Linked DNA regions of Homo sapiens: region 2 is linked to region 1. Evidence: chromatin contacts called from ENCODE Hi-C or POLR2A ChIA-PET data. All regions are on one chromosome and are shown on one strand. Each heading gives the region's core, a stretch centred on a gene start or an enhancer-like site at or near the end of the contact. The rest is flanking DNA. Distances are from core to core; before and after follow the strand shown. Region 1 holds the start of NUTF2 (nuclear transport factor 2). Region 2 holds the start of SLC7A6 (solute carrier family 7 member 6).

Evidence for each region. A loop is a pair of places that touch in the nucleus more often than their neighbours do. ChIA-PET counts read pairs that join two places held with the same protein, here RNA polymerase II (POLR2A). Pooled maps may share reads with other maps.
Region 2: a loop to region 1 is called in a pooled map, with 4 times the contacts of the local background. The contact joins the promoter of SLC7A6 here to the promoter of NUTF2 in region 1. A Hi-C loop is called at or near these places in 5 of 50 pooled maps. POLR2A ChIA-PET finds 5 or more read pairs at or near these places in 2 of 52 experiments (GM12878 and OCI-LY7).

Annotation. Positions count from the first base shown.
Region 1 is chr16:67,845,643-67,848,248 of GRCh38, forward strand. It overlaps NUTF2 (nuclear transport factor 2), which reads left to right and starts at 1,291. Exons shown (of 5, transcript NM_005796.3): 1 at 1,291-1,343. CENPT (centromere protein T) reads right to left here and starts at 2,051. Exons shown (of 16, transcript NM_025082.4): 1 at 1,759-2,051. RefSeq lists silencers at 777-1,046, 1,247-1,596 and an enhancer at 2,067-2,176.
Region 2 is chr16:68,263,210-68,265,815 of GRCh38, forward strand. SLC7A6 (solute carrier family 7 member 6) reads left to right here and starts at 1,317. Exons shown (of 11, transcript NM_003983.6): 1 at 1,317-1,367. It overlaps LOC124903704 (a long non-coding RNA gene), which reads right to left and starts at 1,248. Exons shown (of 3, transcript XR_007065096.1): 1 at 1,159-1,248; 2 at 1-205. RefSeq lists a silencer at 1,203-1,482 and an enhancer at 1,855-2,606.

The DNA.
Region 1 (2,606 bases), core at 41-2,540:
TGAGGCTCTCAGCAGTACTCCCTGGACCCTCCCTGGTGTCTGGAGGTTATGGGCAGTGTTTTGGCTTCTTAGGGAGAAGAAGACAGTTCACAGAGCAAGGGAGATCCCAGATGCAGATGTATAAGCGGGGCAATGCAGAGTTCTCACTAGCTGAGTAATAAGCATCTAGTCAGGCAAAGTGTAGTGTTGACAGACCTGAGATTTAAAAAACAGAAGTGTGGTCCGGTCTTACCAGCCATCTCTTGGAGGGGTAGCCTGTGGGTGGGGGAAGGTGCAAAACTCTTGTGGAAGAACAGGAGTACTGAGAGACCTCCGGCCAGGAAGGAAGGCTAGGAGTTGCCTGGAGAGGCCTTGTAGCCATTTCCCTTACCTGTGGTACCCCAAGTTGGCTGCAGATCTCTTTGCCAAGCACAGGTCTGACCTAGAGACTGGCCTTACCACAAATGTTTGTGTTACCAAGAAAACAAATGGGCGTTGAAAGGAAAGGGCAATGGGTAGGAAGAGAACTATTTACAATCTGGTCACTTAAATCACAGCGAAATTTTGGGTAAGTCAGTCATTTCTCTTTCCTCATTAATAAAAATGAAACACTTAGCTGCTCTATCTGCTGCAAAAAAACCTTACAGAATGTTTTGGGGGGACCCCTGACTGTAGAAGTTTGAGGGTAACCTCTCCAACCAAGCCCCACCTGAGGGACATTTGAGTCTCCGGCCCAAGAATAGCCTAGCCTGCTCGAAACCAGCTTTGGGCCCGACTCGCCGAGGTGCAGGCGCACGAATGTTGGGATTGCAGGAGCTGTGCGTTCCGCCCGGGCTGGTTAAGGCCACACAGCTCGGAAGAGTAACAGCGGCAGCCATAGCCCCAAGGGGAGGGGGTTTCGTGAGCGGAAACGGCCCAGGGGCCCAGGGAGGGGCAGCTGGGCCAGCTTGGGGCCGGGCTGGGCTCCCACGGAGGCGGGGCCAACCCCCACCCCAGTGCACAGACTGGGCGGGGCCGAGCCAGCTGAGACCAGGAGACAACTGAGCCCTGACCCTAGCCTGGCGCCAACCTCTAGTGTTCCAGAGGCTTCCGCTAGACCACAATTCTCAGGGGCTTGCCCCGGCAGCCTCCCTCCCTGGCTTAGCCTCACCTCCCGCGCTGCGGGCCGTGTCTGGGCCTCCGCGCATAGCACGCCGGGAATTGTAGTTTTCTCTCGGCGCGCTCATGCCGGAAAGGGGGGGCGGTGGGACTGCGTCTCCCAGAGTGCAGCGGGGCGGGCGAAGGAAGGCAGGGGGGAAGGGACAGTCGGCCGCAGACCGCGCTGGGTTGCCGCTGCCGCTGCCGCCATCGTGCCAGCCCCTCGGGTGAGTGTCGGGGCCAGCACGCCGGGGCGGGGGCTGGGCCGCAGGAGCCGCTCTCTGGGCTGCCGGGAGGCTCCGCTGAGAGTCCCCGGGCGGCCCCTCCCCTCCCCCCCCCCCGGCGGCCCGAAGCCGCGCGGGGCCCGGGCCATGTGTCGCGCGCGGCTCCGCCTCCCGCCGGTCCTGTGAGGCGGCGGCCGGGGGTAACGCACAGAGAGCCAGCCGGGCGCCTATCTGGGCCGTACCGTGCTGGTGGCTGGTGCACCGGCCTGCGCCATGGCCAGGCCTTTTTCTCTAGTCAGGACCGTCCGGATGGGGCCTTAGGGCCCCGCCCCGTCTAGCCTGGCCCGGCCTGCGCGAGCCCCGCAAGCTCTGCAGGCTGGCTAGCGGGCAGACCCCAGCCCCACGTCCTGCTACCCACCTACGAAGGATCCGGGGATGGGCAGCGCCACCCGGCCCGCTCCAGAGTCAGCATGGGTAAGGGCGCCCGCCTGCCGCAGCCGGGGCTTGGGCCCCTCACCCTGTTCCCGACCATAGCCCGGCCGGGGTGTAGGTGAACGCCCCCTCCTTGTCTGCCCCTCGGAAGTGTACGTTTCTTACCGCGCCCTTTGTGGAGCCCGGACTGGAGTTCTCGCAGGGAGGGCAGGGTCAGGGAATATGAGGCGGGAGGGGATTCCACGGGAGACTTTATCCCTGTCTTGTCTTAGAGGATCTGGGCCTGATGGGGTGAGGCGGCTCCTGCCGGGTAGGCCCAGCCCACGCCCTTCTCTATCAGTGACCAGGCCCCAGCAGCAACACAGAATTGCCCCGCAGGACAGGATGACTTCATAAGAATGGGATGTTAAGGTGGGACTTAATGCACGGGAAGTAGAATTCAGGCCTGAGGTTCTTGAGCCTAGTGCTAAACCAGAACCTGGGCTGGAAGGGGCTTTGGGGGGTGGGGCACGTAGATTTCAGACTTTGTGGGGCCCTCCCGAAGCCTGGGTGGCAGAACTAGGGCTGGAAGCTCCAGAAAGTCTGGCTTCCCCTCACTTGCTTGCTCACTTCCCAACAACTGGAGCTGCCTGTAAACAGGCAGGAACCTGGTTGCTTTATGAAATTGCCCTTACTGATGCCATCAGAGACCCTACTGAGTTCTGGGGGAAGAGTTATCTTTGACCAAAAAATACTATCCTGATATCCTTTGTAAAGGCGCTTCTGATTGAGAGATGGTAAATTAAGGAACCAGTCCAGAGAAGACCTTGGGACTAGGGGAGAGATGGCATGTAA
Region 2 (2,606 bases), core at 67-2,566, 420 kb after region 1:
CACGTGGGCTGGGTGCTGACACAAGTGTCCAGAGCTGTCCTTCTGCTCAGCCAGGGAGGCCGGAGGAACTGATCTGGGAGGCAAAGGGTGCAACTCGATTGATCCAAATATATACGTCCACTCACTGACACTTAGGGGAGGGGTTCCAAGCAGAGGGCAGGAGGGCAGCACCAGCGAGGATTCCTCAAGTATTGTCATCCCAGGCCTGCAGAGAGGAGAATGGAAGGGTTTTAGGCAGGGGAGATACAAAGTCATCGCAATCTGTATTCTAGGAGCATCCCCTACTCTGTGGAGATGGGGTAAGGGGAGCAGGATAGGGATTGAGAAGCCGTTGTGGCTGGGGAGAAGAAAACGAGGTATAGGCCGTGGGAGGAGTGGGGAGGAAGGGTCTGAGGTGCTACCCATCTCTGGCTGGGTCCCTGTCACTGGGTGGCAGGGAGCAGGGTCTTGGGTATGGTCTGGAACCAGAGGACGTGTACTTGTGGTCATAAGGCTGGGGGAAAAGATTCCAGGGCCCTGGAGAAAGTCAGTGCTTGAGGTGTGGACAGGAAATTTCGGAGGAGGGCTCAGGCGCCCATGAGGTCAGGAGGCTCTAGACAGAGAGCCCCAGAGCCACCAGAGGAAAAGGAACTCGAGAGAAAGATGGAGGAGCAAACAGAGGGAGGGGAAGGGGGCAGGAGGTGCAGCTCCCCCAAGAGGGGGGGCAGGAGGTGCAGCTCCCCCAAGAGGGGTGGCAGCCCTCTTGGGAAGATGAGGACAGAGCCCCAGGGAGGCCTGGGGTTGGCAAAGGGAGCCTGCAGTTTCTTTGTGGGTGCGGGGGCCTCAAGGGCTACGAGTCTGAGCTGTGCGTGTGTTTGGACAAGTCCCCAGAGTGTGTGTCTTCCTGGGGTTCCTAGACTGCGAGTGGCAGTGGCCCGGCGGCGGAGGCCGTTTGGATCCCTGTGTGAGCTGTAGGGGGCGCCCTGGGCGTCGGGCCCAGGTCAAGTGCGAGATAGGAACGGGGTGCGGGGGCCGATGAGAGCTCCCCGCGGGAATGTCCGCTGTGGACGCCCTCGGAGGCCCCATCTAACTCCAGGGCGGCGAGCGTGGCCGGGCCCAGTTCACGGGCTGCTCGAGCCCTGACGAGGCAGCTGGGGGCTGTCTGGCGTCCACGCTCACGTTCTGGGCCGGCGGACCCCGTACCGGCCAGGCCGTGGCGGCCACGGGGGCCCGGAAGCGCCGCCGCCAGCTGGCCCCGCACGGAACTGTGTCCCGACGCGGCGCGCGCTGTCGCGATCCGGCGGCGGGTGACGTGGCGGGGCGGGGCCTGAGCTGCCGCGGCGGCGGCGGCGCGACCGAGCATCCTGGCGGCGCCGGGCCACTGGGAGGTAACGGGCTGGGCCATGGGCGGGCGCGCCGGGAGCGGGGCCGGGGCTGGGCCGCGTTCTGTGGGAGCCGAACCCTGTGGGTCTTCGCTGCCGCCGTCGGGAGCGGGATGCGGCCCAGAAACAGCGCGGGGCTGGCCGATCGGGGCCGCGCGAGAGGCGCTGCGGGTGAGGGGGGGCGCCACGAGGAGAGAGGGACCTCGAGCGTGAGGGCCGAGTGTGGGAGAAACGCTGTATGGGTGCGAGCCCCGGAGGCTGATGGTGACCGCGAGGGAGCCAGTCTTGGGGTGTGCTGGCGACGCGGCGAGTGTGAGGGAGACCGGGGGTGTGTGTGGAGAGGGAAACCCCAGGTGCGAGGGTGACCGGGACGCTGAGTGCGCGGGCCGCGCCGCGAGCGTGAGACTGTGCGACGGTGACCCTGAGTGGGGCTGTGACTGCGCCTCCGACTGCAGGACGGAGAACCTGTGCTGTGTGGCGGCCGCGGTGGGGCAAAGAAAGACGCGGGCTCAGGACCTCAGGAGCCAGGCTTCCTGGGGCTGTCGCAAGAATGACGATTATCATTTTAAAATCAGTCCTTTTACTTTAGAGAATGCCGCAAGGTTTTGTGGCGTGCTGGAGCCTGGAGCGTTGGGCTGCTGGCGCTGGGGAACCCGCGTGCCCCTGGTGATTATGGCTCTTTTGAGCGTCCCTATAGCCTGTCATCTTGTGTGACTATCTCTCCTGAATGTGGGGAGATAGACGTGAAACATTCTGAAAATTCTTTGCTGGGCTCTAAGCAAACATGTTGTGTAATGGTCAGTATAAATAGGAATCAGGGTGTCGGCGAACACGTTTTTGAGTACCTCTTGTATGCCCTGGGCTTGGTGACACAGTTAAAAAGAATTCAGTCTCTGCCCTTGATAGGGGAAAAAGCCAGGGCAGCTCATCTCGCAGGGCGGCTGTTCAGTGCCCAGCCATCCGGGGCTTGTCTCTCAGAACTGCTCCCAGATTTCAGATCTGGGAGGAGCAGACTTGAAAGGCTGTGAGTACTTCCTTATATCAGTTCCACCTCTTTTTGGTGGCGGTGAGGCCTTTTGGGGACCTGCCCAGGCTGCCTGCATTACTCAGGTCCCATGTGTGCTGCGCAGACGGCTTTTGCTTCCCAACTTTGATCTCAGATCGTTATTCAAGTCGTTACACTGGAGTTTATTTTCCTGGCAAGTGTGTGGAAAACCACCAGCCTGATTTTCTCCTCTCTTCCTC